Regions from separate parts of the Homo sapiens genome. Here region 2 is linked to region 1. A link is an interaction called in ENCODE POLR2A ChIA-PET data of the cell type or tissue named here. Cell type or tissue: endothelial cell of umbilical vein. All regions are shown on one strand. Each heading gives the region's core, and the rest is flanking DNA. Links, peaks and the distances in the headings are about the cores only.

Evidence for each region. ChIA-PET counts read pairs that join two places held together with the same protein. Peaks named below come from ENCODE experiments on the same cell type or tissue, not always from the same donor. Only the 100,000 strongest peaks of a DNase experiment are listed, where the experiment ranks them.
Region 2: POLR2A ChIA-PET joins it to region 1 with 5 read pairs; 2 of 35 experiments call an interaction of 5 or more read pairs at or near these places.

The regions. Positions count from the first base shown.
Region 1 is chr11:8,290,864-8,306,887 of GRCh38, reverse strand. No RefSeq gene overlaps it. Among named protein-coding and RNA genes, the nearest start is that of LMO1, 35 kb to the right of the region's middle. In endothelial cell of umbilical vein, for the core only: no CTCF peak of the experiment used is centred there; no DNase peak of the experiment used is centred there.
Region 2 is chr11:8,828,412-8,844,435 of GRCh38, reverse strand. It overlaps a transcript of DENND2B not described here. Among named protein-coding and RNA genes, the nearest start is that of DENND2B, 26 kb to the right of the region's middle. RefSeq lists enhancers at 10,994-11,794, 11,526-11,845, 11,795-12,596, 15,377-15,876. In endothelial cell of umbilical vein, for the core only: no CTCF peak of the experiment used is centred there; a DNase peak (open chromatin) is centred at 5,915; H3K27ac peaks cover 355 bases.

The DNA.
Region 1 (16,024 bases), core at 5,832-9,831:
CCATGGCCATCTAATTTTTTTTTTTTTTTTTAGACAGAGTCTTGCTCTTGTTGCCCAGGCTGGAGTGCAGTGGCGCCATCTCGGCTCACTGCAACCTCCACCTCCTGGGTTCAAGCGATTCTCCTGCCTCAGCCTCCGGAGTAGCTGGGATTAGAGGCATGCACCACCATTCTCAACTAATTTTGTATTTTTAATAGAGACCAGGCTTCTCCATGTTGCCCAGGCTGGTCTCAAACTCCCGACCTCAGGTGATCCGCCCACCTCAGCCTCCCAAAGTGCTGGGATTACAGGCATGAGCCACCGCGCCTGGCAAGTTTTTAAATGTTCCACTTGAAAACGAAGTGTACTCTTTAATTATTGGAAACAAGATTTTATATATGGACATCAAACAAATGTTAATAATTTTATCTGTTTCATCAATTTCTGGAAAAGGAGTGTTAAAATTTCTCATTACAAATGTAGGTTTGTCAGTTTCTCCCACAAGTCTGTCAATTTTGCTATGTATTTTGCTTAATATCCTCTGTCAATTTTCCCTGATAATCCTGTCATCTTTAAGGAGGTTATAGTATTATGAGCAATCAGGTTCAGCTTCACTATAGATTTCTATTCAATTGTTCTTCTTGTCAGTGAACAGTCACCCTCTTTAAATCTCAAGTTTTTTAAAACCATGACATCTCTTCTGGTTGCTATTAATGTCACTATATCTCATTTCCTTTGATTATTAGTATTTATGATCTTTCCCTATCCTTCTACTTTTAAGCTTTTTGTATAATTATGTTTTAACTATTAGGTCAGTTATAAACAACTTATAACTGGATTTTAAAAATCTTATCTGGGAATATCTCCGAACAAATGGGTCTAAGTCATTTAAATTTATTGTGATTACTGATAAAATTGGAGTTTTTAATACCACCTTTTAAAATTTTTACCATGTATTTTTCTGTTTCTTCCCCTTTCCTACATTCAATTGGATTTATTGGGTTTTTTTATTACCTTTTTTCTTCTCTCTACAGCTTTGGGTGTTACAACCTTTTTAAAAGTCTAAATTTAATCAATATCTTTATTCGCCTCCTATAATACAAAGATCTTTAAATGTTTTAACTCCAATCCTCCTTCCCATCTTCTTGCTATCATTATAAAATATTCTAGGCTGGGTGAGGTGGCTCACTCCTGTAATTCCAGCACTTTGGGAGGCCAAGGTGGGTGGATCACGTGAGGTCAGGAGTTCAAGACCAGCCTGACCAATATGGTGAAACCCGTCTCTACTAAAAATACAAAAATTAGCTGGGCATGGTGGCATGCACCTCTAATCCCAGTTACTTGGAAGGCTGAGACAACAGAATTGCTTGAATATGGGAGCCAGAGGTTGCAGTGAACTGAGACTGCACCATTGCACTCCAGCCTGGGCAACAGAGTGAGACTCCATCTCAAAAAAATAATAATAAATTCAAAATAAATTAATAAATTAATAAATTAAATATTTCTGCTTTACACTGCTTTTAACTCTTTCAAAAAATGTCTTTTTTGTAGTCAATGCTTATTTAGATTAATGAAATGTGTTTTCTAATTTATTTGTTCATCATTCCTTTTGGTTTCAATTTCCTTCTTAGTAAGGTACACCCCTTATCTTTTAATTTACAGAGAACTTTGAATAGTAAACTCTCTGGATTTTTCTCATGTTTATCTTGCCTTTTCTTCAAATAAATTATAAATTACCTGTTATTTTCTTTTGGTACTTCATGGATGTTATTCCACTGTCTTCTGGAATCAATTTTGTTGCTGAGAAGTCTGCTGCCAGCCCAACTGTTTTGCTTTTTTGGCATTCTGCTGCCCCTAGTTGCTTTTGTCTTTTATTTGATGTTTTGAAGTTTTCTCATAATGTGTGTAGTATGAATTTGTTTTCTTTATCCCTCTCATGATTTAAGGGATTTAATCAATTTGAAGACTCAACTCTTTCTTCAGTTACGGAAAATTCTTAGGCATTTTCTCTTCTAATATGCCTTCTCCCATTCTTTCTTTTCTCTTCTTTTGAAACTAGTGTCAGAAATATTTGAACCATCTTATTTCTGCTGATTCTTCCTTGTGGTGTCTTATTTCCTTGTGTCATTTGTAAATTTTTATTGAGCTTGTTTTTAGCAGGGGTTGTGCTTTTATTAGAGTCCCACGTGCTATAGTTGTCAAAATATTCCTTCTGAGCAGTTTCATGATTGCTGTTGCTGGGTTCCCTAGACCAATTCTTTTTTTTTTTTTTTTTTTGAGACGGAGTCTCGCTCTGTCGCCCAGGCCGGACTGCGGACTGCAGTGGCGCAATCTCGGCTCACTGCAAGCTCCGCTTCCCGGGTTCACGCCATTCTCCTGCCTCAGCCGACCAATTCTTATTCTCTCAGCTTGTGGACCCTTTCACACAGGTAGTATACATTCGAATTTTATACCTGCTTCTGTCCCATTCCCAAGGTTTCCATTTCTCATGGACTATCTATTTATTTATTTTTGAGATGGAGTTTCGCTCTTGTTGCCCAGGCTGGAGTGCAATGGCGCAATCTCAGTTCACTGAAACCTCCGCCTCCCAGGTTCAAGTGATTCTCCTGCCTCAGCCTCTTGAGTAGTTGGGATTACAGGCAAGCACCACCACACCTGGCTATTTTGGGGTTTTTTTTGGTGGAGATAGGGTTTCTCCATATTGGTCAGGCTGGTCTTGAACTCTCGACCTCAGGTGATCCACCCACCTCAGCCTCCCAAAGTGCTGGGATTACAGGTGTGAGCCACCACACCTGGCCTCTCATGGACTTTTTCCCCATTCATTGCTGCAGACATACAATACACTTTCCTGTTGCCTCCTGAGCTTGTGGGTTTAGTTTTTCTATTTCCATTTTTTTTTTTTTTTTTAAAGAAAATAGATGACAGCCTTCAGTGCTTCCAGCCACATACAAAAGACTTAGTTCCAGCTCTGTGTCTTTCATGGGCAAGAGGCTAAATCTCCAGTCCCTGCTTGGGTGTTAAATACCAAGCCAGCAGCCGCTATGCCATATATCTGTGTTTGAATTCTCTTACCACCACCACCAGCAGCATGGGATCCTACAGCATCCTTCTTGATTGCCATCTGAGTAATAAATACACTGTTTTTCTGATCCTGGAGATTTCCTTTTCTTGTTTTCATGTGGTGCTATATTGGACATCCCCATCCATTTCATTATCTTTGTTTAGAGGTTTAGTTTACACTAAAGAAGTTAGTTTCTTTTAAAAAAAAAAAAAGTTATCTTCTTTTAAGCATATAAAATATAGGTATTATTTTTATAGTCAAGATTTAATTGAATTTACCAACTTGTTTTTTTATCATTTCCTGTGGTCCTCCATGGTTTCTTGCAATCCATTTGCTTTTCCTTTGTGTCTACTTTTTACTACAGGGACATCTTTATGTTAATGAAGGTCAATGGGGGTGTATTCACTTAGTCTTTTCATGTCTATAAGGGCTTTTATTTTGCTTGCACTTTTGGATAACAGATTAGCAGGGTATAAAATTCTAGATTGATTGTTATTTTTCCTCAGCACCTTGAAGATATTATTTCGTTTTCTTCTGGCATCTACTGTTGGTGAAGACAACCCTGTTATTGGTCTTTTTTTTTTTTTTTTTCTGTGACCTGTCTCTTCCTTCTGGTAGCTTTTTAAATGGCCTTTTTAAATTCTTGAAGTTCTGAAGTTGCACTATAATGTTTCTAGATGTGGATCTATTTGAAGTTGTCTCACCCACTACAGAGTATAATTTTGAATATGAAAACTTACATCTTGATTCAATTTTCAATAATTCTTGACAATTATCTCTTTATATATTGCTTCTCTACTATTTCTTTCATTTGCTTCTTATGAAACTTTTATTAGATGCTTGTTGGCGCTCTTCAATCTAGCTTCCATGTTTTTCAGTTGCATGCGTGTGTGTGTGTGTGTGTGTGTGTGTGTGTGTATGTATGTGTGTATAACTCTGTCTCTTTGTGATGCAATTTTGGTGAATTTCTCCAATAGTAGTTTTCAATTCAATTCTGTTTCTCTCTTTAAGTGTGCCCAGTCTGGAATTTATTTCCTCTATTGAACGTTTAATTTCAATAATTGTAACTTTCCTCTCCCAGATTTTCAATTGATTCTTTTTCATAACACTTGATATTTATGCCTGTTTTTATTTTGTAACTTTCTTGTTTTCTTTTAATGAGTCTTTTACCTTTATCTCTTTGACCAATTAAACATGCCCAATGTCACTGTCAGACTCTTCAGTCATATTAATTTTATCTAGAGTGAATTTCTGTTTGGATTGTTGATTTTTTTCTTTGCAATAAATCCCTTTATATATACTTGGAATATTGATTTTGTAGGCTCATTTTAAGTGAGGATTTTCTCCCTTTCTTTTTCCTTCTTCCTCCTTTGTCTTTTCCTTCTCCTTTCTTCTTCTCTCTCCCCTCTCTGTTTTCACCTGTTCCCATCCCGAACCAGGTCTTATATAGTAGCTTACCATTCCTTTCCCTTGGATGTAGTGTGGGGTGTCATGCTTATAGTCACAGTCACAGAGTCAGCAGGCAGCTAGCCTTCGTTCCTGACCACAAAGTTGCATCTTTACTCCTCCCACCCTTTAGGAGCACCCCTGTCCCCTCTAACCTATTGGGATTGGACTGTCGACCTCATTGTTTGATGCTAGACCCAGAGCCCAGCAAAATTATGGCCTTGGTTCCATTTATCATTTTAAATTTCTATTCCATTTCTGGTTCATGGAGATATTAATCTTATTTTTGAACATGGCTATGAACTTTGGTGTTCTCTTTATATAATTTACTGTCATTGTTTCTTGTATAGATCAGACCAGATGATCAAAGTGTGAACCAACTATACCATCCTAAAGTTGACAATTCCCTTATCTCTATTCAGAAAATGTGGATCAGGAAAGTGATGGGCCTAATTTGTGTCACCGGGTCCAGGGTGTGCAGTGGAAAGACTAATTCATCTTGGGCTGAGTGCTTACCTTGTTGTGGAGGAGGTGCCAGGGCACCTGGGCTGATAACCTCATCATGGCCACATGGGGCAGAAAGGTGTTTCCAAAGGAAAGGAGGAATAGTTCACCAAAGATAGGAGATAGGATCATGTGCTGAGCAGAACACACTCATGGAGGCCACAGTCAATGCCCAGAGCCCTTCTCCTAGTCTGGAGCTCCTGGAAAGCTAAGACTTACCTTTATATTTGCATGTCAACACTTTGAGTGCCTGAGGAGGGCTGAGTGCACAGCCGGAGCTCAGCCAGATTGATAGGCGAATACATGAGTGCACCACAGGAGAGAATCAACCTGGAAATGCCCCCTTCCCCTAGCTTTTCTCCAAGGACAACAGAGGCTGAGAAGCAGAGCAGTAGGCATGGTCAGTAAATAAAGGTCCTTCAATTGAGATATTTTCTTTTCCTCAAGCCTCAGAGATATGTAAGTAGACAAAGAGGCCAGGGGTTCCAAAACAAAGGCAAGAGGGGCCTGGAGCTGAGCTCAGAGCTCAGGTGCCATCTTGTCTTCACATAGGAACAAGCACTTGTTTAAGCCCTGGTTTGAATAACCAGCCCAGAGTCATGGGATGCTGAGCAGGTGGGCAGGAGCTCTGGTGGCAGAGCAAGTGGGCCATAGATCCTGGAGAGCCAAGACACAGACCCCTGCCACCCACACCAGGGTTCTTGGTCGGGGGGAGGTTACAGGAGATTGGTGGGCTCCCAGGCAGGGCTCTGGGGCCACCTTCTACCCTGTACCCCCAGTCTCCCATTTCCAGGCCTGCTCAGCACTACCACTGCTGCTATCTCAGTTAATGGCATCTTTCACTTCATTTAGAGCTTGATTTGTTTACAAACTAATAAATATGATTTATAAAATGTGCCCGTGGTTTGCTAATTACTGCACATATGGCGTTTTCATTTTGTAAAACTGGCATTTGCATTCTTTGTAGATTATGACTTTGTGTCCCCAGTGCTAATTAGTCTGATTAGGCAGATAACTTCTCTGTTACTAGGCTGAGAGGCCGAAGGCTGGGGCACTGGGGGCAGAGGGGCTGGGGGTATGGCTAGCTTTGTGGGGAGGATACAGGGAGGCCCCAGGACTTTGCTGAGGACCCTGGAATGTCAAGCAGCCCATTTTGTGTCCTTCCCCAAATCCAATTAAGCACAGTTCATTAGTGCAAATTTCTTAATCAGGCCTAATCTTCCCACTGAATGCACAATTTCTGAATTGTCACAGAGCTAGGTCAGCTTGCGGGGGATCAAGAGGCTGGTCAGGCCTTTGGCAGGAGAGCAATGAGACGGCAGGCTACCAGGCCCTCCTTGGTGGGCCAACAAGGAGGGTGCATGGTGCCAGGCTTGTCCACAACCCAAGACCTTGGATGGCCAAAGGGGATCCCCAGGCCTCTAGACCAAATTATGAGCTTCAGACGGGAGGTCCCTCAAGTGGTCTATTCCACAGGATCTGTCTTCAAGCCCCAGGACAGCCTAGAGATAGTGCTTCTAGCTCCAGTGGAGGAGCAGTGGAAGGCTGAGAACCAGGCTCCAATCCCATGGGAGCAGGTCCCAGGAGAGCCACCTGCCTTTAAATGGCCTAGATCAGGAGCAAACGCAGCTATATCTAGGAATGAAGTCCTCTTTAGTTTTGTGGGATGTGTAACCCCTAAGTTTCTGTAAAATTAAAAGGAGGAGAGAGAGAGAGCCCCCTACAAATGACTGGTATTGAATCTCCTGCCATCTTGGTGAGCTTGGCCAGTGCCAGATTTAATCTGTGTTAGACAAATAAGAAAACATGTCATTGCCTGAATCCAAAGTAATACAGAGCAATTTGTACCTACTTCATTACCTCTAAGGGAGATGATATCCCCAAAGCATTTAGTGTAAAGTGCAACACATGTCTTTGGAGTATTCCTCCCAGAGATAGTTATATTTTAAGTACATTGATGAATGTGCAATGGTGGAATTACATTGGATATGCAGTGGAATCAAGGTTAGTGGGCTTTGGATGAGGCCACACCAAGGTTTCCTAAACTCTGAGGGCACCCAACAGAGGCAGTCCTTGGGCCCCAGCCTCCCTCCCCCTTGACCTCCTCAACCAAACATATTGAAAGCACCTGGCCACACATCGTCCAATCTCCTTTCTCCATTCAAGCGCCCTCCCGTCTTCTCATGTGGCTGGCTCCTTCACACTTGCTAAGGCTCAGGAGGCCTTCACCCCTAGCTGGATAAGTGACTCTGTGCTCCCTTGGTTTCCTGTGCTTTTCCTGTCACAACACTTAACACACTGGTTTGCAATGACTATATCTTCTCAGGTCCACGAGCAACTTGAGGGCAGAACTGTGGTTTCCTTACTCTCTGCCGCAACCCACATAGCTGACCCTGCTGGGTGGATGGAAGGATGGATGCATGGATGGATGGATCTCTATGGGTTCATCTCCTCCTGCCTTTCTCCCTGCTTGGTCCTGGGACTTGAGAGGGCCCTTGCAGGAGAAGGATGGGATGGAGTTAGGGTGGCAGCATTCACATGGGCTCTACTCCTTTGTCTCTTTGAGCGGGGTGGGGTCGGAGGCCTCACAGTCTCAGGCCCACCTGGGCCCAGGTTGGCCTTGTTCATGGAGTCAGGAACCAAGGAGGAGCCTCAGGACTGCTTATTGGTCCGGGGAGTTCTAGAGAGAAAGTCCTGATCTTGGAAGGCGAAGATGTCAGTTCTGGTCCTGGTCGACCTTGGAAGAGTTGCTTTCCCTGTCTGAGCTTTGATTTTCTCCTTTGAACAATTGGGATCAAATAGCCACCCAGGCTGCCTCCCTGGCCAATATGATGATTCAAGGAAGTAGCTGTCGACAGGAAGGGGCAGTGCATTTGTGCGTGTGCATGCATTCATGAATGTGGGTGCATATGTGCAGGGGAAGGAAGTGAGTGCCTAGCTGCCCTGGCAAGGCCAGCCCAGGCGGTGGCCTTTAGGAGAGCTGCTTTGCTTTTCAGTTAGGCACTTCCTCTAGACTCTGATGGGTGGGCCTGAGCCTCTCCCCCATCTGTAAGAGGATTGCCTTGCCCCATCCATTTGAACTTCATAACCAGCATCCCGGTGTGGGGATATGCTTCTTTCTCATTCTTCAGAAATCTTAATGCACTCTGCCTTAAAATTGTTTTGAAGTAATAAAGAGATTTTCACAGGCAACAAACGAGTCTCTGGACAGACTTAATCTGAGGCCAAAAGCCAGCAATGGAGATTTACCTCCCATAATGGCTCCTTTCAAGTGAGACAAAGAGGAAGCCCAATTTCCACTCCTCCCCAAGAGGAGGAGCAGGAGAGGGCACCCCAGAAACCCCTGTTCTGGGCCCAGAAGCCTTGTTCATGAAGGAAACTCAGCCAGCAGCTCCACAAGCGCGCCTTCAACCAGCTGCTGGGGCCACCTTGGTCCCGGCGCTGTAACACCCACTGCTTCCGTGGTGGCCTTGGCTCCAGTGCCCTGATCTGTTCTGATCCTGGCTGCACAGCCACCATCATACCTGGGGAGGGACATTAAAGCTGAAAATCACAGAACAGGTGTTAAGGGGGCAGGGCAGAGGGCCAGAAACCACAGCCCAGCATAGACCTTCTCCCAGCTCCCAGATCTACACACACAACCTCTCCCTGGACACCTCCCCTTGGATGTCCCAGAGGTGCCGCCAATTCACTGTACCCACACCTGGACTCCCCAGACCTGCCCTAGCTCCTGTGATCCCCTTGTGATCATCACAAGGGCATCACCCCCTTCCTGACCAGAGGGCATAGCCAACTGGCATCTGGAAGGTGGGACTGGGGAGGCTCACACCCCCAGAGACTTTGTGGCCTCAGCGAAGGGCCAGTGGGTGAGCTCCACCTCAACAGAAGTCACCGTCCACCCTCAGCTGGGGACCAGGTGGATTGGCACCTTTACCACAGCACATTCTAGGAAATAAAAGGATGAAGGGTCCACAGACAACCCCCAGGAGACCCAATTTCCTTCTCCCCTTATTCCCTTCAAGGTCTTCCCAGGCTACTGAAACAGTCTTTCATGATTCTGGCGCATTTAGTGCACCAAAGTTACTTTTTTTCTCTTTTTTTGAGATGGAGTCTCACTCTGTTGCCCAGGCTTTTGTATAGCGGTGCGATCTTGGCTGACTGCAACCTCTGCCTCCTGGGTTCAAGTGATTCTCCTGCCTCAGCCTTCTGAGTAGCTGGGATTACAGATGCCTGCCACCACACCCAGCTAATTTTTGTATTTTTTGTAGAGACAGGGTTTCACCATGTTGGCCAGGCTGGTCTCGAACTCCTGGCCTCAAGTGATTTGCCCCCCTCGGCCTCCCAAAGTGCTGGGATTACAGGCATGAGCCACCGTGCCTGGCCTACCAAAGTTACTTGGTGTGTTGTCCACTTTGGCCTTCTCTTCTTTAGATTAGGAAGAATGGATGGGGGTGATAATGCACACTTCTATACCAGCACCCACATATCTACCTATACTTACCACACGTATGCCCTGAATATGTGCACAGGTGCCAACACAGCACCTCCAAACATTTGTGGATATCCAGGCACACACGCAGCTGAGCGATTGTACATCCACATGTGCACACAGAGGTAGACCCTCCTGTGCTGGGCTTGGAGTCTCACTTTGCAGCCCAGGGGTAAAAGAGCATGTTGCGGGCCAAGAGTACACAATACTCCCAAATTTCTAGATAAAGCCTCAAGAGGAAAGGAAACAGATAAAAGGAAATTATGGCACCTCTTTCATGAGCTGGGGCCAGCAGCCCCCGTGGCCTCTGTTGGCTGCACATATGTGAGTCACGGGACACGTGCTGCTCTGGGGGTTGGTCAGAGCTCCTGCTGTGGGAAGCAGAGGGGCTCCCTGCCCAGAGATGCACTGAAGGCATCTTTCATGTCTCAGGACACTTCTCAAGCCTTGAGGGACAGCTATTAAATTGTGGGGAAAGGACTCACTGGATTGGACCTGAGTGTTGTTTCAAAGACCGCTGTTTTCAGGCTTTGTGACCTTCAGCGAGTCACTTAACTTCTCTGGGCTTCAGTTTCATCATCTGTAAGAGGGGGATGAAGGCACCTACCTGTCTACCTCCAAAGATGAGGTAATCGATGACAGTGAAAGTTCTTCAAAGCTGCAAAGCCTCGTATAAATTTGAGGGGTTATTAATATGTTCTGCTTCCAAAGCTGGCCTTCCCTCAGGAGACAATGCGGTGTTTTTGAACATGGAGTGAATTTCCCAAACTGTGCCCTCCCCCTCTCCAGTATTTCTGCCTTGGGTTGTCAAAAATGGTAATCTTCTCTCAGGCCTGAAATTATGAGCCTGCTTTATTGGTCAAAGGCCATAATAATTTGAGCTCTTATTTTATAAACTCATTTCTGCACAGTGATATCCTGATAGGAGCAGGAATAATAAATCACAAACATGTCCCCCAAGATTGCATTGTAAATGTCAAACTAGACAGGAAATTGTAATTAAAGAAAGGAAATTGCTACAAAGAAGCACTTGATTTTAAAATGAGCCAAGCATAGAATTTTCTAAGCATTTAATTATAGTCCAATTTCAACTGACTTGGCTTTTGCAGTCATATTTCTTATAACTCTTCTACATAATAACCAAATCTCCCTGCTCACATAGATCTGGCCTGTCAGAGGGTAAGGACGCTGTGTAAGTACAGGGATTAGGAACTTTATAGGGACAGTAATCATGGTAGAGGCTCGGGTGATGGACACAGGTGTCGGGATTTTAAATCAACCGCAATCGAATTTCCAGCCAACAGGGAGAATAACCTAACACCTGTGTGGAAGCAGATTTGGCCTGACTTCAGCTCAATGAGAAATTCACTCAGGCATTTGCTTCTGGGGAGAAGAGAGGCCCAGGCTTCCATGTTCTCTTCCTTAGACCCTCAAATATGCATAGGAATAACCCTCACCCAATCCACCCTACTGCAGGTCACGCTTTGCCTGGGCTGTAACTTGGGGCACAGGGCAACATCCCCACCTTGCAGCACTTGCATGTTGGGTAGTTTAGTTGTGTATTCAACCAGCTGTTCAGCATCCAGAGGCTTTGGAGACAGAAATAGAGTGGCCAAGACTGTAGGATGTGGTGCCAGACGAGCTGAGTTCAAATTCTAACTCTGCCACTTGCTGCTGTGAATTGGGCTAAGTCACATCACCTCACGAGTCTCAATTTGTACATTTTTAAAATGGAGATAGTGACAGTCTTCATCTCATACATGAATTAGTAAGTTGCTTGTATGTGGTTGATACTCATAAATGGAAAAATGAAAGTGATTATAATGGTTATTATGCCCTGAGTCTGTGTTGTGTCCAAAGAGGAAGATGGGGAAATTGATGGGCTATCTCGAGTGATGGCGGCGAGATAACTAGATGGGGCTGAGCCAGTACAATTAGTGCTGGTTTTGGGAAGTGGGGTGGTGAGGGGTGGCCAGGGGGCACTATGTTCCTACCCACATGATGAGGAGTGATCATACTACATCAAAAATATCTTGCTGGTCGAGGGATGATCCCCAAAGTACCCTGCACACTGGGTCTTCTTGCCTCTCCATCAAGTGTATAGGGCCCAGAAACTCGTTAGCTATGGTTCAAGTCCTAGTCCAGAGGGGAGGCTGCTCCCGGCTGCTTCCCCATGCTCTCCTGCGGGCTTAGCGTCTCCCACAGAAGGGGGCAGAAGGACTCAGAAACAGATGATCCTTCTTCCTAGAATCTTCCTTTTTTTTTTTTTCAAGACAATTCAGTGAGGTTGTATGCAGCAGGGCAGGTAAATTCTGACACCAGTGGAACAGGGCTGGTGTCTAAACCTTGCTGCTGTCTCAACGGAGACATTGCCCAAGGAAACACTGTGGATGGGGCCCAGCAGGTCTGAGTGTTGTGCTGATTTTGCATCATACAGGCACCAGGGAATGCCATTTACACAGAGCACAACATCAATGCCACCTCTTTGAATTGTGCAGCATACAACCTCCACAACTAAACACGGTGAACTTGGACTCTGGGCCCAGAGCTAAATTGGAGCTAGACTGATGGAGGTGGGAACAGGTTTGAGACGGGTGCATCACGGTTTGAAGATCAGGACTTGAAGTGAAGAGTTGACAGTCCTGGGAGTGGAAGCAGAAGCCAAGGGAGCGAAGTCCCAGAGAACTGTGAAGGTGAGTCTGGAACCACAGGTGCAGGGAAAGGGAGCTGATGTCCTCTCTTCCCTGGGTACCTCTGCTACATGAGATTTGGTTCATTCCTGTCTCCAGAGCAACAAGGGAGTGTGCCTTCTGAGAGAAAGCATTGAATGGAGCACCTACCTGCCCCCAGTCAGAACATCCCCATCTCGACTGGTGATGAGTCAAATGCAGGGATCACAGTGCATGGGGAGAGAGCGTGTGTGTGGCTGGTAGCATAGGACCAGGTCACTGAGCTGGGACCATCCTAGGGGAAAGCTTCTCGGCAGAGTGCCATTGGACAGGTCACGGAGAGAGTGTGTTGGAGTGTCACATGTGCCAGTGGGGAAAGGCATTCCAAGGAGGCAGAACAACCTGGGCAAAGGTAGAGAAGTGTGAAGATACTTTCATTCATTCAAAAGATATTTATTGTGACTACCATGTCTCAGGCACTGTTCTGAGCAGAAGGAATCTTTGAATGAACAAAACAGACAAAAATCCTTGTCCTCCTAAAGTTTCCATTCTCTTCCACGGGAAGAGAAAGATAACAAGTACCACAATAAACAAATTGTATGATATGTCAGAAGGTGATAAGTGCCATGTGAAAAATTAAGCAGGGAAGGGAAATAGGGAGTTCAGGGCAGGAGTTTCAATTTTACATTTTAAATAGAGACCTTCTTGGGAAGTCAATATTTGAGCCAAGATTTGAAAGAGGCAGAGGAGCAAGGCAAGCGGACATACAGAAGAGAATCCCAGGCAGAAGGAATTGGAAGTACAAAGGCCCTGAGGTTTGGCATGTTCAAGGGACAGCCATGAAGCTGCTATGGAGAGAGGAGCGGGAAGTAGTGGGAGAGGAGGGTAGAGAAGTGAAAGGAACCAGGTTACACAGGGCCTTGCAGGTGATTGTGAGGACTCAAACATGATCAGGCTCTTTCTGACATCACTGTTGAGAGCAGGGGGAAAGAGGTCAAGGATGGAAGTGGAAGGGGTCTGGATTCAAACCCCCGCTTGGCCACCTACTGGCTGTGTAACCTTGGACTATTACTTAAGTTCTCAGGATCTGTTTTTCAAATGTAACCCAGGGATTGATAAGAGTGTCAACTTCATAGGATTGTGGCTAGGTTCAAAATAGTGCATTCACCTACAAGAGTCATACACTTGCCGCAAGTGCCTGGCTTGTGGCAAGCACTACATGAGTGTTAGTCACTACTGTTTTTAAAAAAGGAGAGACAGGTCAGACCTCCTGGTCCAAAGCTCATTGAGGCTGGCGTTGGGAGGAGGGGATACAGAGGGCGGCCCTGAGGCCGGGAGAGTGGCTTTTGCAGTAACCCAGGAGAGAGATGAAGGTGACTGGACTGAGGGGTCGGGGTAAGAGGCAGGGGTGGGGAGAACTGGGAGGATTTGAGAGAAATGTGTGAGGTGAATATGGTTAACAGTCAGATGGGGGAGGTTGAGGGAGAGGTGGAGAAATGAGATCAGGCCCTCCTTGCGAGGAACACGGGTTCCAGCAGCTGCCTTCTCATCATCACTCTCCCTTCTGCCCTCAGGGTGTTCTTCTCAGGCAGGTCCTTCCTTCCCCTGCCCGGAGGACCCTCTACAGGTTCAAGTCCACACTCCTCTGTTCGGGAGTCAAGGCCTCTCTCACTCTGACCCTGGCCAGCTTCATCTCTTGCTGTTCTCTCTCTCTCTCTCTCTTTTTTTGAGACAAGGTCTCACTCTGTCGCTCAGGCTGAAGTGCAGTGGCGCGATCTTGGCTCACTGCTACCTCTGCCTCCCGGGTTCAAGTGATTCTCCCACCTCAGCCTCTCGAGTAGCTGGGATTACAGGCACCCTCCACCACGCCTGGCTACCTTTTGTATTTTTAGTAGAGATGGGGTGTTTAACATGTTGGCCAGGCTGGTCTTGAAATCCTGATCTCAAATGATCCACCCGTCTTGGTCTCCCAAAGTGCTGGGATTACAGGCATGAGCCACCGCACCTCGCCTCCCACAGCGCTCTTCAAGACATCTGTGTTCCACCCCTGGAGGCCCTGCCTCCTTCTCTTGGGCCCTTCCCTCCATTCCAGGCTGCCCAACCCTCACCCCACCCCCAATCTCCAGGGTCAGCCCCCCAGGACCCAGGTCTCTTGGCAGCAATGTGGGGATGTGTCTCGGCGGCCAAAACCCCCATTGGGGCAGGGATTCGTTGGCATTCCTGCCTCAGTTCCTGAGGTTCCTGCCAAAGGGCTCTCTGGCCGGTTCTTCCCCACGTGTGATCGGCTCTGCCTGGTCACCGTGTCCTTGGTGGCTGCATCCTGGAGGGAGCCTGCCCTCTTCCCCTAGGGGCTAACATCTGGCACCACCCAGGTCCCATCTGTAAAGGAGGCAGGTGTGCGCTCAGGACTGCTAGGGTCCCATACTTTGTGACCCTTTGGTCAGAAGACACCAAAGTCTTCCTCTATGACGCCTTCAGGAAAGGACACCGATTCCCAGTTAAGAAGACATGTTGGTGGAGGAACTCTAGGCACTCAGAAAAGGGGCCAGGTCAGCCAGCAGAGGCGGCACCCACGACCCCGGCCTGCCCCAGGGCCCTCGGAAGCAGTCTTCCCTGAGAGAGGGAGGGCCTCCAGCTTCCAGGTTGTACAGTCACACCGGGGCTTCATCTCATTCTGGCCAAGACTCAAGACCACATCCATATTGCTTGCCCTGCCCTCCAAGGCCCCTACCATCCCCACTGCTGCCCAGAGAGAACTCTGCAGCCTGGCCATGCCCAGCCCTCCTCTTGACCCTGTGGGCTCACCTCCCTGCCTTGCCCACACCTGTTTCTGCCTTCCTGGCCAGCTCCTGCAGCCCTCCTCTGGGAGCAGGTCTCCCTGGCCTCCTCCACCATCTCTTTGCTCCTACCCTCCCACACCCCCACCAGCCATTACTGGATGCTTTCACTGCAGAGAAAGCCTCAGGCTCCAAACCTCAGCCCTGCCTGCCTGAGGTCTTCCACAGGTTCCTATCAGGCCTCCTCCAGGCCACCTGCCCTCCGGAAACAGGGGCCACCTGCCTTTTCCTTCTCTATGTCCCCTCCTGGGACCAAACTCTGTGAGGCTGGTGTCTGACCCACATTCACTGAAAGGAAGAAAGAGCAATTGTTCTCCTGAGGCCTCATGCCCAGAGACAAGGCCTGACTTGGGGCAACCAACCCATGAGTGCCTTGGGCAACAGAAGCTGGTGATAGGGAATTTAGAGGGTCCAGAGGAGGCCCCTCGCAGTGGGCAAACAGGACCTTCGGCAAGAGGCCCAAGCCACATCTAAGGGAAAAGCAGAGTCCATTAAGTCCATTAACTTTAACACTGAAATCAATGTTGCAGCCACCAGAAGTAATTAGCGTAATTCACATTTCAGATCAGGAGATTTTTGAAAACCAAGTTTAATTACATTGAAAAATGACAACTTCATTTTCCCTCCCTGGATAGGTTCCCCTGATGTTCCCCACACTTTCATTAAAAAGAGGACTGGTCACAGGTGTGTGGGTTACTTTTTAATGCCATTAAGCAAAAGAAGTACTTTGGCTATTTCAGAGCTAATAAATTAGCTTGGATGCCCACAACACAGTCAAGTGTCTTTGAAATGTTCCCTTCCTTGTCTGAGGGGAGAGAGTGTGGTTTTAGGCCTGACAGAATCCAGCTGGGGATCTCAGGCAACCAGAGTGACTCTGATAGATCAGCAAACCCATTTTACAGATCAGTAAACTGAAGACTGGCCAAGGGAGGAGACCCACTTAAGGTCAGTTGTCCTGCCCTGTGCTTGGTGCAAGGGACGCAGAGATGATCCTTGCTATCGAGGAGTGGGCTATGATGAGCTCAGCACAGATGAACTT
Region 2 (16,024 bases), core at 4,307-8,306, 540 kb before region 1:
TAAATATTTATTTATTTTTAATAAAACATTTTTGTCGAGACAGAGTTCTGCTCTGTCACCCAGGCTGGAATACAGTGGTGCAATCATGGCTCACTGCAGCCTCGATCTCCCGGGCTCAAGCCATCCTCCCACCTAGCCTCCCAAGTAGCTGGGACTGTAGGCATGCACCACCACACTTGGCTAACTTTTCGATTTTTTTGTGGAGCTGAGGTTTCACTATGTTGCCTAGGCTGGTCTTGAACTCCTGAGCTCAAGCCATTCTCCCACCTCAGCCTCCTCAAGTGCTGGGATTACAGGCATGCACCACTGTGCCAGGCCTGTAAATATTTATAAAATGCCAATATTTAGAATATGGCAGAAAGTACGTCTTTACTACTGGTTGTGATGCAAAAATTTAAATATTAAATGTAAGGAGGGTAATATAACATTCTTTTAGGGCACATAAGATAAACAGACATTTACAATGGAGTATGATACAGATGTTTGACCAGAGGAAAGCAAAGAATGTTGAGGAGAAGATGCAAGGGAAGCCCATGGCCAGAGAAAGCAACCAAAGGAGGTGCCGTGGGAGCGGCATCTTGAGGGACTGTTGGAGTTGGCTTAGCAAACAGAGGAGGGAAGCCATTCTGGGAAGAGGGAGTGGTGTGTGCAAAGGGTCTGGAGGTAGAGAATATCAGGATCAACCTTGGGGGAAAGCACAGGGGTGGCATGAGCAGGATGGTGATTTACGGCAGCCAGACAGCGTATTATTTGTGACAGGATTTGTGTATTCCGTATGAGAGGAGGGCTTGGAAAGGAGAGGCGGTGGTGGGGCTGGAGATCTGTGGAGGTAGCTGTTGCCAAGGGCCAGGCATGAGCAAGTGAGGCCAAGAATGACCCCTGAAGGGGTGCTTCCTTCCCAGTGACTGTTTTCCATCTTAGTAATCTTCTGGACATTTTTACAAATGCAGAGATTCTTATTTACATTCTGCTAGAGGAAGAAATTGAGGCCCACTGAGAGTCTGTTCCTCTTGCAGGTTTTGTACTTAGTAGCAATGGGCTGATTGGGCTTAGTGCTGCAGCCTAAGGTTCCACATTGGCCACATGCTCAATTAGGGCCTTTAGCTTGTTATTAAGACGAGTGACTCCGGCCGGGCACGGTGGCTCGCGCCTGTAATCCCTGCACTTTGGGAGGCCGAGGTGGGCGAATCACCTGAGGTCAGGAGTTCGAGACCAACATGGTGAAACCCCGTCTCTACAAAAAATACAAAAATTAGCCAGGCGTGGTGGCACTTGCCTGTAATCCCAGCCCCTCAGGAGGCTGAGGCAGGAGAATTGCTTGAACCCGGGAGGCGGATGTTGCAGTGAGCCGAGATCGCGCCACTGCACTCCAGCCTGGGTGACAGAGTGAGACTGCATTTCAAAAAAAAAAGAGAGAAAAGAAGAGCAACTCTAATTTTGGAGCCAAAATTTGAGATCCTTAGGCCAGTACAGGATTTTTGTCCTGATTTTTGAATTTGCTTACATGAGAAGCCTTTACAGAGTCCTAAACATTAAATCAAACTGAATGTATGCATTTACGAAATCACCCTTACTGTAAAGAATTTAACTGTATAAACTCTTTGGTCTCAGGAAAGGTAGCACGTGTGACACTTTTCTGGTACAGGGAATTACAGGGAATTCTTTGTCTTTCATGATGTCTCCATCATGAAATAAGTGAAATAAGACTTTAAATAAGTGAAAGACTTGAAATAAGTGCAGTGAAATAAGACTGTGAGCAGTCCCAAAAAATATTTATGACAATTTTTTTCCCATTTGGAACATTTGTTTAGCACAGTGATAGAGACCTGATGTGGTGTTTGCGCAGGGCAGATTGAATGCACTCCAAAAGGAAACCATAAAGGGTCGAGTCGATACCACACAGAAACACGAGGTGGTGGGATGAGTGGTTTTTCCACATTTTAATATTTTCCAGGATGACACTGAAAGCCTTACCCTTAGAGAACCCTGAGCCACCTAATAATTCATAACTCCAGACTCTTGAGAGGGAGAAATGGAGGTTTATACCATTAAATAGATGTTCTGGGCCTTTCCTAAGAGAGGCTGGAAAGAAATTGAGGGCAGTCATCGGAATGTGACCAGCACAGCAAGGTAAGGGACACTGCACGACTTTGATTCCTTGTGGAACAATGTCTTCTTAATATCAGTATTTCCAGCTCCCTGTTTTTAAAAAAGTCTCTAAAAAGCCTATCTTTTTTGGGAGGACAGGAGAGAAACCTGTCAAGGAAGTAATGAGTCAGCACCGGGGACCTACTATGTGCCGTTCACAACTTGATACTTTCGTGAACGGATTGTCTCAGAGAGGAGGAAATCATGACTCAGAGAAATTATGTAAATCACTGAAGATCCAGGATTTGAACTTTGGTTCATTTGATTGCAGATTTCTTTCTACTACTTTGTGATGCCGCCTTGTGCTGAAATCGTGGAGAATGGGGGATACTCTGGATTGAACTGGGGAACTCATGGTATCCAGCTAACTGGCCTGAAAACCCAAGTACCCTTGATCTGGAGGTGTTTGGGGAGAGGAAGAATGATGGTTAGAATAGAGGAATCGAGGAGAGAGACATCAGGAGTTGCTCAGACTGTTTCCGTTTCATGGAAAGGGAATTTTGTGCCATGTCATGTAGTCCATGGTGGTGGTTCGGAAGAAGTGGGTCCTGAATTCATCTGCTACCAGTTACCCAATGAAGGAAAATGGGAGAAATGTGGCATATGGGATTTTACAAAACACGTTTTTCTTTTATTTTGAGACATGGCCTTACTCTGTCACCTAGGCTGGAGTGCAGTGGTACAGTCATAACTCACTGCAGCCTCGACCGCCCAGGCTCAAGCAATCCTCCTGCCTCAGCCTCCTGAGTAGCTGGGAATACAGGTGTGTGCCACCATGCCTGGATAGTTTTTTAAATATTTAGATTTTTTTTGTAGAGATGAGGTCCCACTATGCTGCTCAGGCTGGTCTCGAACTCCTGAGCTCAAGCGATCCTCCAAGCTTGGTCTCCCAGAGTGCTGGGATTACAGGCGTGAGGCACCTGGCTTCACAAAAACACACGTTTTGTTTGTTTGTTTGTTTGTTTCTTAATTTGGACCAATATAGGAAAAATTTTAAATTTTTTTTTTAGGCAAAGGGACTAAAAACAAAAACCTCAAATCTATTATCATCTTCACAACATATAAGAAGAGACATTTGCAAATCAAAATAATAAATAAATTAAAAACAAGTCAAGAAAATGGGCTAATAAGACAGCAAAGAAAGAACCTTCCACTTGTCTATTATATAGTTAGGTTAGATTTAAGATGTTTGAATCATGGAAAATGACAGCGTAAGTTTCTTGATATTTGTCAGTTTGGGAATTTTTATTTAGTAGTGCAACATTAAGAGAAGTTTGACTGTCCAGCTTGTTTCATGCCTTTTTCTTTTAAAATCACAGTTACTGTTGGGAGTCCATTTTGACAGATTTTGATGAAAACAGTATCAACAAGCATTGTAATTTCACTCAATATGGAATATTCTGGTGGATGGCAAAAGGGGAGTGAGAACAGTTCTTAGGCTTTCAGTTCCGTGGCCAGGCCAGGAAGAAAGCAGGAGTAGCAGCTCCTGTGTGTGACTGGTGAGGGCTGCAGGAAGGGGCTGCAAGGACCTGTCTGCCAGTGCTTCCTATGTGGGGTGGGGCTGGATACTGCACAGCACCCTTCCTGCCCAATATGGAACGGGTAGGAGTCTTACTTGAGAGGGATGCTGTGGATGGTAAAAACTTTCATCTTGGCCGGGACTGATATTTAGGAGAGCCCCTCTTGTAAAGGAATTATCCTGTTTGGTTCTCCAAAAAGAGATCTACAGGAGAAGGCACAGACAAAGGCCCCATTGTTTTCTCCAGGGCAGCTGTTCATTGCGTTGGTGCTGGGAGGGGTGTGGGAAGCTTGCCCGACTCAGGCCTAGGTGCTCAGATGTGGGAGTGGTCCTGCCGTTCAGCCCTATTATTTTCTTCTGAGCCTTTCTTGTGGGGTCTTTTTGCAAACTGCATTTTCCTCCAAGCAGCAGAATCTTAGCTTCACCTTTTTTGTGGTCTTGGTGCCCTGGAATTTTGGTGAATGCTGAGTGCCTGGGAACAGAAAAGCCTGAAAGCACCTTGGGAACTCCCCAAGTCCCCTCTCTTTTGTCCAAGAGAATACCTACTTCTGCCTTTCCAGGGGCTGTGCTGGGGGAAGTGTGTGTGTTGGCCTCTCTGGAGAAGGGCATGCTGGCTTCCCTGGCCTGTTTACATTAGTCTCATTCTCGCTGCCCTTGATTACAAATGAGGCATTGGGCGGGGGATTTCCCTGCTTCCAGGGAGGTCACTCCTTCCTTTTGTCTGTGCTCTCAATTTTTCCACCTGGGGAAGAGCTGCCTTGAAAAAAAACCCCAAAACTCCCCTTAGCTTAACTCCTTGTCTCATAGACTGTCCAGTAAGTGGATCAGTTCATAATCAGGAAGCAATTCATCTGTCTCCTGAAATTCCCTTCCCCTGGGTTCTCTTAGTCCTTTTCTCATTCTCCTGTCTCTGCTGTAGTTATCAGCACTCCTTCCTAACAAAACAGTGTTCCCAACCCAGAGTCTGGTCTGCTCCTGGGTGCTTCTTGAGCTGAGGTGTTGATGCAAGGGTTCTGGACCTTAGGAATGTGTGTCCTGGCACTTTGAGTAGAATGGAAACCCTTTGAGGTTAAGAGCTCCAGGTTTTTTCCTTCCCTCTTCCCCACTCTGTATGTAATGCTTGTGAGAGGACAGGAGGGGTCACTGGGGAGGGGGACCACTGGTGGCCCAGTTTGCTGGTGTGGTCACCTCAGAAGTGAGGGAAAGCCTGTTGCCCTGAGCATGGGTAGAAAGCTGGCCTCAGACCCCTTTGCTCTTCTGTGGAACTCCCCGCCCACCTTTCTTGTTCAGTTGAACAGTGTCAATATCAGAGCCTCTAATACAATTAAGGGATCCTATTTGAAGCCCTTTCTTAAAGGTTATTGGAAAGTGTAAGTGAATTTTACTTGGTGGTAACAACCTTTCCACTCTTTTCACAGATTTCACACCCTTTGGAGAGTTTCTTTCTTGGATAATTCAGGTAGGTTTTTACCTTTTGTTTTTTAAATCAGTGGATCTAGTTCCATACAGTGACTTCTTCAGTTCCCCCGGCAAAGATCCTTGTTCGGGTCCCTTGAATTTCCTTCTGATTCCACTGATGATGCTCCTGGTTTCCCAGGGCTTCCATCTCATTCTCATAGATTCCTGTGTACCTTATCATGTTGCAAGCTTTATTCTAGCTTCTGTTAGGCCAAATTAGTATCCATTCTCTTTCTCTCTTCCTCCTTTTTTCTTCACTGGAAAGTTAATGTTTTGCCTTTGGGCTTTTTTTCTAAGCCAGGTTTCAGTTCAGACCTTGGTGCTGGGAGTAGGCTTGGATTCCTGTGTTATGTTGCTTCAGCATACATCTGTGTTGTAGGCCTAAGAATGGTCATTGCTTCTATGTTGCTCTGAGATTTTAGCTCCATATCCTTTTGATCAAGCTTTGTGTTGGTGAGCACTTTTTGTGTCCTTTAAGAATTCCTTTCCCGCCCCAAGGTCATGAAGATAGTCCTCCTAAGTTTTCCGTAAATGCTTTCCCTCTTAGATAACATTCCCATTTAGACCTACAATCCTATCTTTAGATCTCAACCACTTTTAAAACTCGGATTCCTTTGTTCCCAGCTTGTCCTCAGTTTAGGATTGCATTTTTCCTCTTTTGTCACCCATCTGCTGGCCTTTGCAGTGGTCTCTTCGATTTCCCTCTGTGCTGTGCCTACCCAACTCCCACAGTTTTCCTCTCTGGCATAGGTCACAGAGGAAATATTTAGTTAGTCCCTGCCAAACATTCTGGCTGTGTTGTTTTGCTTAAAAAGACATGCAGTAAACTGTTTTGATTCTTGGTCGTGGTGCTGTAGGGCAGATGTTTCTCCTATAACGGAGGTGTTGTGGTCAGTTGGAAGGAGCGGTGGACGTGAGTTCGGAGAATTGGATTCTAATCCCTGCAGTGTTACTAGTTTGTGGTGGGATCTTGCGCAAGGCACATTTGTATGTCTGAATTTCCTTTTGTTAGAGGGGAACTTATTTCATGGTGAAGAAGACAGGACTCTGTGGGTATGAGATAGGAATCTAAAGAGTAAGCCTGGGAGATCCAGGAAAGACTAGACAGGCAAGAGGCAGAGAACCATTAGTGTGAGCATCCTTAGTGGAACTGGAAGGGAACTCAGATGACTCCAAACAGATAAAAGTAATATATGTAGTCACTTTGAAAAAGTATAAAACGTGGTAAGAAAAACTGATGGAAATTCTCTGACGAGGATAACTTAAGGAGATAACTGCCTGTCCATGCCTCGGCTTGCTGTGGGTCCACACGTGTTTGCTGTCACCCTTGGGATGTGGGAGGCTTAGCCTTCTGCGGGTTCAGTTCCAGAATTCTTCTTCCCACCTTCCACCTCCTTCATAAACTCAGGAATATTTGAAACTCAGCCCAGATCTTCACCTGGCTTTGATTTCTCCATCATGCGGAGATTGGTCCTTGGAAGTTGTAGCTTCCAGAGACCTTCGATGTTTGCTAACATGTCCAAGCTCTACATTTATTGATTGTTGGTTCTGTTCATGGCTATGTTCAAATTCTTGTACCCTGAGGGTGGTATGATTTGGTTCCAGCAAGGAAGGGGAGGGTATTTGGGGGACCCTATCATCAAGAACTAAGAAATAAAGGGAAACGGCTGGATGTGGTGACTCACGCCTGTAATCCCAGCACTTTCGGAGGCTGAGGTGGGCAGATCACAAGGTCAGGAGTTCGAGACCAGCCTGGCCAACAGAATGACACCCCATCTCTACTAAAAATACAAAAATTAGCCGGGCATGGTGGCGGGCGCCTGTATTCCCAGCTACTCAGGAGGCTGAGGCAGGAGAATCACTTGAACCTGGGAGGTGGAGGTTGTGGTGAGCCCAGGTCGTGCCACTGCACTCCAGCCTGGACAACAGAGCGAGACTCCATCTCAAAAAGAAAAATAAAGGGAAACAACTGAGTAGGTGTCCTCTTGGTGTTCCTGAGAGGCAGGCCTTTGAAGAAGAAACAAAATGGTTTAACTTCTGCCTATGTAATCCCCATCCCTCCTCCCCAAATACACTTACTCAGACAGAGCTACATTTCTTCCTTATCCCTGTACCCTTCTGAAATGACTGAGATTTAATCAGATCTTGCATAGTTTAGACTTTTTTTTTTGTTCCAGTTAAAGATTTGCATTGGCTTCTTCCAGTACAGAATGAGTTGGACAAAGACAATCTCCAAAGTATTTTGCTGTTCTGTGGTCCTTTGTCGGGCAGAAATTCTCCTAAAGAAGTACTGAGGGCCGGGCATGGTGGCCCACGCCTGTAATCCCAGCACTTCGGGAGGCTAAGACAGACAGATCACTTGATCCCAGGAGTTCCAGACCAGTCTGGGCAACATGGTGAAACCCCAGCTCTATAAGAAATACGAAAATTAGCCAGGTGTGGTGGTGTGTGCCTGTAGTCCCATCCACTCGGGAGGCTGAAGTGGGAGGACCACCTGAGCCCAGGGAGGTCGAGACTGCAGTGAGCTGAGATCGTGCCACTGCACTCCAGCCTGGGTGACAGAGTGAGACCCTGTCTCAAAAACAACAAAGTAGCCGGGCGCGGTGGGTCACACCTATAATCCAGCACTTTGGGAGGCTGAGGCGGGTGGATCATGAGGTCAGGAGTTTGAGACCAGGCTGGCCAACATGGTGAAACTTCATCTCAACTAAAAATACAAAAATTAGCCGGGTATGGTGGCGAATGCCTGTAATCACAGCTACTTGGGAGGCTGAGACAGGAGAATCGTTTGAACCTGGCAGGCGGAGGTTGCAGTGAGCTGAGATTGCACCACTGCACTCCAGCCTGGGCGACAGAGCAAGACTCCGTCTCAGAAAAAAAAAAAAAAAAAAAAAAAAGAAGTACAGAAGGATGCTTGTCTTTGCAGGGTTAGTGATGAGGATGAGGACCCATGCTCACTGTTGCTGTGCCCAACCCTGGGAGGCTCTCAGGCTGCTGAAACTTGCTAGAGAAAGTTGTGGAGCTAAGTAGAATATTTCTGGGCAGAAGAGCTCCATAATTGATTCTGTATACTTTCAAGTAGGACTTCTCTGTTATTTTGCAATTTTTTTTTTTTTTTTGTATTTTTAGTAGAGACGGGGTTTCACTGTGTTAGCCAGGCTGGTCTCCAAATTCTGACCTCCTGATCCACCAACCTCGGCCTCCCAAAGTGCTGGGATTACAGGCATGAGTCACCATCCCCGGCCCTATATTCACCATGTTTTTATGTATTCCATAAGCCCTAACTCCACTGTGACCTACATCCCCGATGAGGATGCCTCCTACTTTCCTGAGACTGTTAGAGCTAGGTGACATAGAACTCTGGGGTAGTTTATTTTCTTTAGATAGATCGGTACTCAGCCAGCCAGCTCAGGAGAACAGGCAGTGAGCATTCCCCGTAGGCTCTGTAGACGTGTTCCTTGCGAATGCCAACGATGTCTGGTTGAAGTAATAGTTTGATCTGGGGCTGGATAAGAGTTGTGAGCCTGTGTCTGGCATTTGGTATTTTCCCCCATTCTTTGATCTTAAGTTGTCCTAGGCAGGTGATCCAACTGGTATCTGTCACATAATATCCAGTGCGTCCTCCCTGGCACTCCGATTCTCAGTAGTCATGAACCAGCTGGCTTCTATATCTCTCACCAATCACAGGTAATTTAGGTCTCCCTCAGGTAAGTGTTCTTCAGATCCTACTCACATCCTCTTTAATCCCCATCTTTCCTTCTCTTTCTGTCCTTATGATTTTGCTTAATTGCCTCCCAAAAAACCCTCCTTATCCCCTTTCCTTTTTGCCTGTGGGATAAAAGCTAGCTTTGATCATAGCTGGTAAAGTGTGAAACCAAGAATACTTCTGAAAGGACAGTCAGACATTTGGGAATGAAAGTAGACGGTTTGAAGTATCAGTGCCATCACTATTGTTCTTGAGAATGCTTTTAAAGATTCCCCCCAGATATCCATCTTTTAATTAACCTGCCCTTCTTCCAGGACCACAATTTGAAACACGTAAAAATTATTATTTATTTGTTTGTTTGGAGACAGAGTCTTGCTGTGTTGCCCAGGCTAGAGTGTGGTGGCGCGATCTCAGCTCACTGCAGCCTCCACCCTCTGGGCTCAAGCAATTCTCCCACTTCAGCCTCCCGAGTAGCTGGGACCACAGGCACACACCGCCATGCCCGGCTAATTTTTGTATTTTTGTAGAGATAGGTTTTGCCATGTTGCCCAGGCTGGTCTTGAATTCCTGGGCTCAATTGATCCGCCCACCTTGGCCTCCCAAAGTGATGAGATTACAGGTGTGAGCCACCGTGCCTGGCCAAAAATGATATAATTTTATTCCTCTTACATTTTGTTTTATTGCTAGTATTTACAGAGGTATTGTTTTGTGTCTTTATTATGTATAAACAGTATTTCAGCCATGTTGTTCATTAATGAGCTTGTCTGCGCATCTGGCTACCATGTCTGGTGTTGTTTCTGTGGAAAACTGTCTTCAACCTATAAAGGGCGACTGCCTGAAAAAGGAGCTTTTAGTGAAAACACAGTCTGTTCACCCTCTGGCCCCTGCTGGTGAAGTTGCTCTAGAAGAGACTGACTCTGTTCCCATTGCATGAAGAGGAAGAAAAGTGCTTCCAAGGGCTTCCGGGAGCAGGTCAGGAAAGCTAGGTCTGTTTTCTTCAGTCTCGGCTAGAGGAGCTGGAATGTGCCATGCCTAACTTTGCCTAAGCTCTTTTCTTTTTCGCACTGTGTGTCACACTGGGAAAAACTTGAGCTTAAAACCCAATGAAATTCTCCCACTTTGAAAATCATGATGTAATTATGACAGGATCGCATTCTTTAAACTTACTGTTTAGTGGGGTTAGTGGAGTTATCTCCTCTGATTTTTGACAAGGAAATAATACATTCTTGTTGCAATGCTGTATCAGGTCTTAGGATGGAAAGCGTCTAATTTAAAGCTACAGACCTTTCCTGTAGGACGCATATGCTGCTAATCTATGAAAACTGAAGATGTCCCAGTGCACTGTGTGTAAACTGCAGCATCTCCTTGTGGAATGAACAGTTCAGGAAAATAGAATGACTTTCCAAACTGTACTAGGTTCCAGGTGACTGAAAATTTCCTGTGAGGGTGGGAAAGCTTATCCAGATGTTCTTGCTTGGGGATCAGCATGTGTCATCCCGTTCCAAAGAAGTACAGTCACAGCTGATTTTATCTTTGTCCTTCTTTCTGTGGTGCCCAGGGATGCTCTTTTTGAGTTCATCTTTGGTCTTGTCTCTCTGAAAAAAGCAGCATGCATTTTGATCTAGGTTTAAACAGTTAAAATCTGTGGCCACAGGGTAAGGTGAAACTAATGGCTCTAAGTAGCCAACTTTTTACCTTTGCTTCACTGGCACCAGGCTGTGAGTAACTGAACTAACCAGCTGCAGACCCTTATTATGCAATTTTGAGGTAAGGATGGGTGAAATCCTAGGGGCTGGGAGACAGACATGTTTGGCTACCAGAGAGATGACATCAGTTCATTTACTGGTGCTGTGGAGGAAGGGGAGATTCCAGGTGCTTAGCCTTCTTCCTGCATGTGGGGGTGTCCAGAGCCACCCTTAATCCTATTCGCAGCCAAGGTCTTTGCTTGGGAAAAACCATATTTAACTCTGTGCCTCCTGTTATCCCCATAGGGACATGAAGTTGGAAGGGTTCTTGTATCTTTGGCTTCCCGAACAAAGCTTTGAAGAACAGACGTGTGTCTATATGTGTCTCTGTGTGTATTTTGTATTAATGCTAGCAACTGATTAAGGTTTTCAGAGTCCAGGTCGTATATGAGAAGGGGAAGTGTCATCTGGATTTTATGGAATCTGTATTAGGAATTGCCCTTTCCTTGCAAAGGAAACAGTTAATGATGTAATCCACTTTTAAATTAAAATTATTTTATTATTTTATTTTGATATCCTTCACGTGGACACTTAGTATATAACAGGAAGGCATCTTTAATAACTCTTTCTGTGTTCTGCTCCTTCTCCTGTGCTTATCCTAGAACAGAGCCTTACAGGGTCATAATTTGGAGGAAGCACAGGCTTCTGGGAGCTGTGGTACTAACAGTAGGACTAAAAAAAGCCTTATGACCTCTGAAGCATGACTGAGAGAATCAAGCTGGGAGGCATTAGAGCCCATCTGCTCACCAGCTTTGCTGGCCTGTCAGATGTTGGGCTTCCCCTCCGGTTTGCCCTCCTCCCTCAAGATGTGTTAGAAAATGAAGCCTGCTTCCTGGAAAGCAGGTGACGCCAAAGCCTATGCTAAGAGGATCCGACCTCACATCTGCGTGCCTGCCTTGGGCTCCCCTGTGACTGGATTGCTTCGGGTCTCCCTAAGACCCTTGCTGACATTCAAGTGCAGCCGCTGCTTACTGGAAGCCGTCTGGGGCCAGCCCAGGCTTGTTCTGTCAGGGCCTCTTCCCACCACTGTGTCCTCGCCTCCTGTGGGCTTTCACATACAAGGGCCTCACCATCCCTGAATTGCCAGAATCCTTGTTGTGAGAACCCAGTGCCTCCCAGTCAGGGCCCAGGAAGCTGTGGGTAAGCTCTTGGTTTCCTTCTCGGCCAGACACTTCTGGGAAACTATCTGCATTCCTTTCTGCCCAACTCTGCCTCTGGGCTCTGGGGCTGTGTGGGGTGTGGCTGCCTCATGCCTCTGTGAGGAGGAATGCTAGTTCCACTGAGACCAGCCATGGAAGGTAACCAGGAGTTTGAAGGTGGAATTCCCTTTTCTTGCAGTCCTAGAGCCAGGAGCTAGCTTTTCATGGATTGTGATGAGGTGTTGGTTCTTTTTTTTTTTTTTTTTTTTGGAGACAGAGTCTCGCTCTGTTGCCAGGCTGGAGTGCAATGGCACAATCTCGGCCCACAGCAACCTCCGCCTCCCCGGTCCAAGCAATTCTCCTGCCTCAACCTCCCGAGTAGCTGGGACTACAAGTGTGCACCACCATGCCCAGCTAATTTTTGTATTTTGTACTAGAGACGGGGTTTCACCGTGTTGGCCAGGATGGTCTTGATCTCTTGACCTTGTGATCCGCCCACCTCGGCTTCCAATAGTGCTGGGATTACAGGCGTGAGCCACTGTGCCTGGCCGAGGTGTTGGTTCTTTTAAAAATTTTCCAACTTGCTTTCCTGTCTCGCTGTCACTCTGGAAGGCGGGGGTGAGGGGTAGGAGGAGAGACAGTCGGCTCAGTCGGCTGTGATCCATCTTTGGCACTGGAGATGGGTGTGGCAGATACCTTTTGTGAGGAAGGAGCTTAGAGGCAGATGAGAGAATCTGCCTCTTGGTCTTGGTATAACTGGACGTCTCCCCAGTCTGGCTCTGTTGACACTCTGAATGGTTTGTGAAGGCATCCTCTGGCCCCTGAAGGCATTACCATCCTTACCAGGTTTAAAATCTTTCAGAGTGCACCCAGCATCATCAGCTCCTGCAAGCAGAAAGGGCCCAAGGGAGCATGAACACACACTGGGTAGAAGTTAAGCCTGGTTTTTTAAAATTTAAGTTTAAATTTTTAATTATTTAGGGAGTGAATCCTACAGAATTTAATTTTTCCATCTTTTTTTTATGGAGACAGGGTCTTGCTGTGTTGCTCGGGCTGCTCTTGAACTCCTGGGCTCAAACAGTCCTCTTGCCTCAGCCTCCCAACGTGCTGGGATTACGGGAGCAAGCCACCCCACTGTGTGCAGCCCAGAAGTTGAGCCTGAGAGGTAGGCTTATTGCCCTGTGTCTACCCAAGGGTGTGTGTGTGTGTCTGGAAGTGGAGATTAGGAGTGAATGCATCTTATAAACAGGAGAAGATCTGGAGAGACGATGGTGGGGGCTGGCTGTGGGGAGCACAAAAGCTGGGACTTTTGCAGAGGTGTATTTGCTCCCGAGTGGCCAGAAGCCAGGAGTAGTGGGGAAGGTGGGTTTAGGCATGCTAGGTTATGCTTGCATTGCTGAGTACCTTGGGTGTGATGGCCAGGAATGCTTTCCTCTGGGAATTGGGCCGATCTCCTGACAATCCTCCCCATTTTACACCCATTACATACTTATGTGATTCTTACCTATCAGGGAGGTCTTGGGGTCATGTGTTGTGGGGCAGAGGCTCTGAGTCTAAGAATGGGCTGGTCAGCCAGGGGCTCCACCTCCCAGTTTGTTGGCTTCCTCAAGGATGCCATCCTTCTTTGCAGCTGCCAATCTTCACTGGTGTCTGTGCCCTGGCAGGGTATAGAGCCCTTCTCATGGGTGCTCTGCCTCTTTGGGGGCTTGAGAACAGATGGGGCTTAATTTGAAGCAGATTTCCCTCCAGGGCCCAGGTATGAAATATATATTAGAAGATGACTACTGGTCTTGGCTTTTCTTTCTTATGTGTCTCTTTCTTCCTTTTATCTTCCCACTACTGTCAGGCACTGTGAGCAGCTGTTGCTATCACACGGGCGGATCAGAACATGAAGAATGGAGCTAAATAGAGCTGTCTGCATGCTGTTCTGATGGGCTCAGGCTCAGCCTCAGAGAATAGGTGGATTGGAGCCTGTGATGGGGGCTCTTTCCCCCACCAGAGTGGGTGAAAGCAGGGAGGAACAGGCGGGAAGATACTTTAGGAGTTGGGAGGGTATTAATTCCACCTCTTCTCTCCTTCCTCTGTACCCCAACATTCCCTGTGAGTTGTCAAGGGCTGGAGAGATAACAAAGATCTTTCTTTCCACCATCAGGCAGTAAGGCAATGCAGCCCTCGCTGAATTTTCAGCTCCACTGACATTGTGATGCAAATATTAAATAAAGCTTATTTTCTGACCTGAGGGAATTTATAAGCTATTGGGAGAGACAGTGTTTGTTAAACAAGTAGAGAATATCCAAGATCTTAACTGTGTTGGTTTACGAACCATGGATACATTTATAGTTCAGAACAAGAAAGTTGTATCTTAAAACCACAGAAAACTTTCCTTGGAGGAGGCAGGATTTTTCTGGTCTTTAAAGTTGGGTCAACTTTATAAGGAAAGGAGAGATGTTCACTCCAGTGTCACGGCGATGATCTACCTTGGAGGGGTAGGTGTGGCAGAGCAGAGCCAGGGACCTGAGCTCTGGAAGTCCTGCCATTACATAGGTGATGTGAAGTGATGCAGTGAAGGTGGAGTTTTGTGGAAATCTCTCCTGTAGATCGATGAAAATAGGATAATTTTGGAGAGGCCAGAGAAAGGCAGTGAGGAGGCCTGCTAAAGGACCTGGCAGGTCAGCAACAGGAGAGAGGAAGGGGGCGAGTCCTAGAGAATATTCCAGAGTAGATGAGGCAGGACTGACATGAAGGATGAACTTGAGGGGCAAGACGGAAGACACCAACGTTTCTGACCTGTGAGAGCTAACCAATACTGACACGTTCTGTTTGTGAAGTACTTGGACTTTTCAAAGCACTTTTTCATTCAGCAGAGCATTGTCTGGGCTCTTAGAGTTCATCTAGTCTGGCTCTGTTTTATAGAAGGGGAGATTGGGGACGAAAGGGGAAGCGACTGTTCCCAGCACACACAGCTATTTAGTGGTGGGGCGGGACCCGTGATATAGGCCTCTCCCTCCTAAGACAATTTTAAGACAACAGCAGCATGGAAGAGAGTGTGGGCTTCGCAGGAAGTCCGTCTGGCTGGATAACATTAGGTGATAAACCAATCTCTGAGAGCTGAGAGAAACTTACTCAGAAGCATTCAGACCATATCAATGGTTCAGCTCCTCAGAATTGTTTTTGAGAACCACAGAGAAGGAAGATGGACTCCTTGGGTCCTTCTAGTTCTCAGATTCATAGGAGTGCACAAAAATAATGTATATGAATAGTACTGAATGGGGCTCCCCGGAGACTGGCGGGTCTCCAGTGTGGTGCCTTTCTAAGGGAATTTTCAAGATAACTTGACTCCACATGATTTTTGCCTTGTGCTGACCACGGAAGCTGACTGCAAAGACACCACTGCTGAATTGCGCTGTGGCCAGTCATCACCACAGCCAGGGGCTCAGCATTGCAGTGACGGCTCTGATGTGTCACCCACTCCTCTCCCACCTCCTCTTACAACATATGCTGCACATGCACATGCACACACATACCACACACACAAACACCACACACACCACACATACTACACACCACACACACACCACACATATGCACACACACCACATGCACAAAAGCACACCACATACCCACACCACACACACAAACACACCATACACACCACACCACACACACCACACACAAACACACCATACACACACACGCACAACACACTCCACACATACTACACACACACCACACACATGCACACCACACACACACCCACACACACACCCCACACACACACACTTTCTCCTCCCTTCCCTGCCTCCCTCCTTCCTTTCATCTTACTTTTTGTCCTCCACAGTTTCTTGTCTCATCCCTGTCTTCCACCTCTGCTCCCCGCTCTTGTCTGGTCTAATTAACTTCCTCTGTTGGAGCAGCTTCCCCTCTTGGGTAAACTCAGACATGACCGCAGCAAAGCAGCGTGGAATCTTCTGTTTGGTCAGTGTTCCCTGAAATGGTGGTGGCACTCAGCCATCCGGGTCAGAAGCTGGAGTCCTTCTGGAGCTTTGCTCACCTCTGCAGCTGGTCACCTCCGAGTCCTTGTTTCCTATTAAAAGAGTGCTCGGTCCGCCCTGCTTGTCCCCATTCTCACCACCCCACATGGCAGGAGAGGAAGCAGAGAGGGATCATGGTGGAAGAAAGGAACGCAGAGATGAGGGTCCCCTTTGGTGTCCTTGAAAGCAGTGACCCCTCACAGAGTGGGTTCTTGTGGTCTGCGTCCTGACCCCCAGCTTCCCCGCAGATACAGCTGCATTGGAGCCCCTGAAGACAA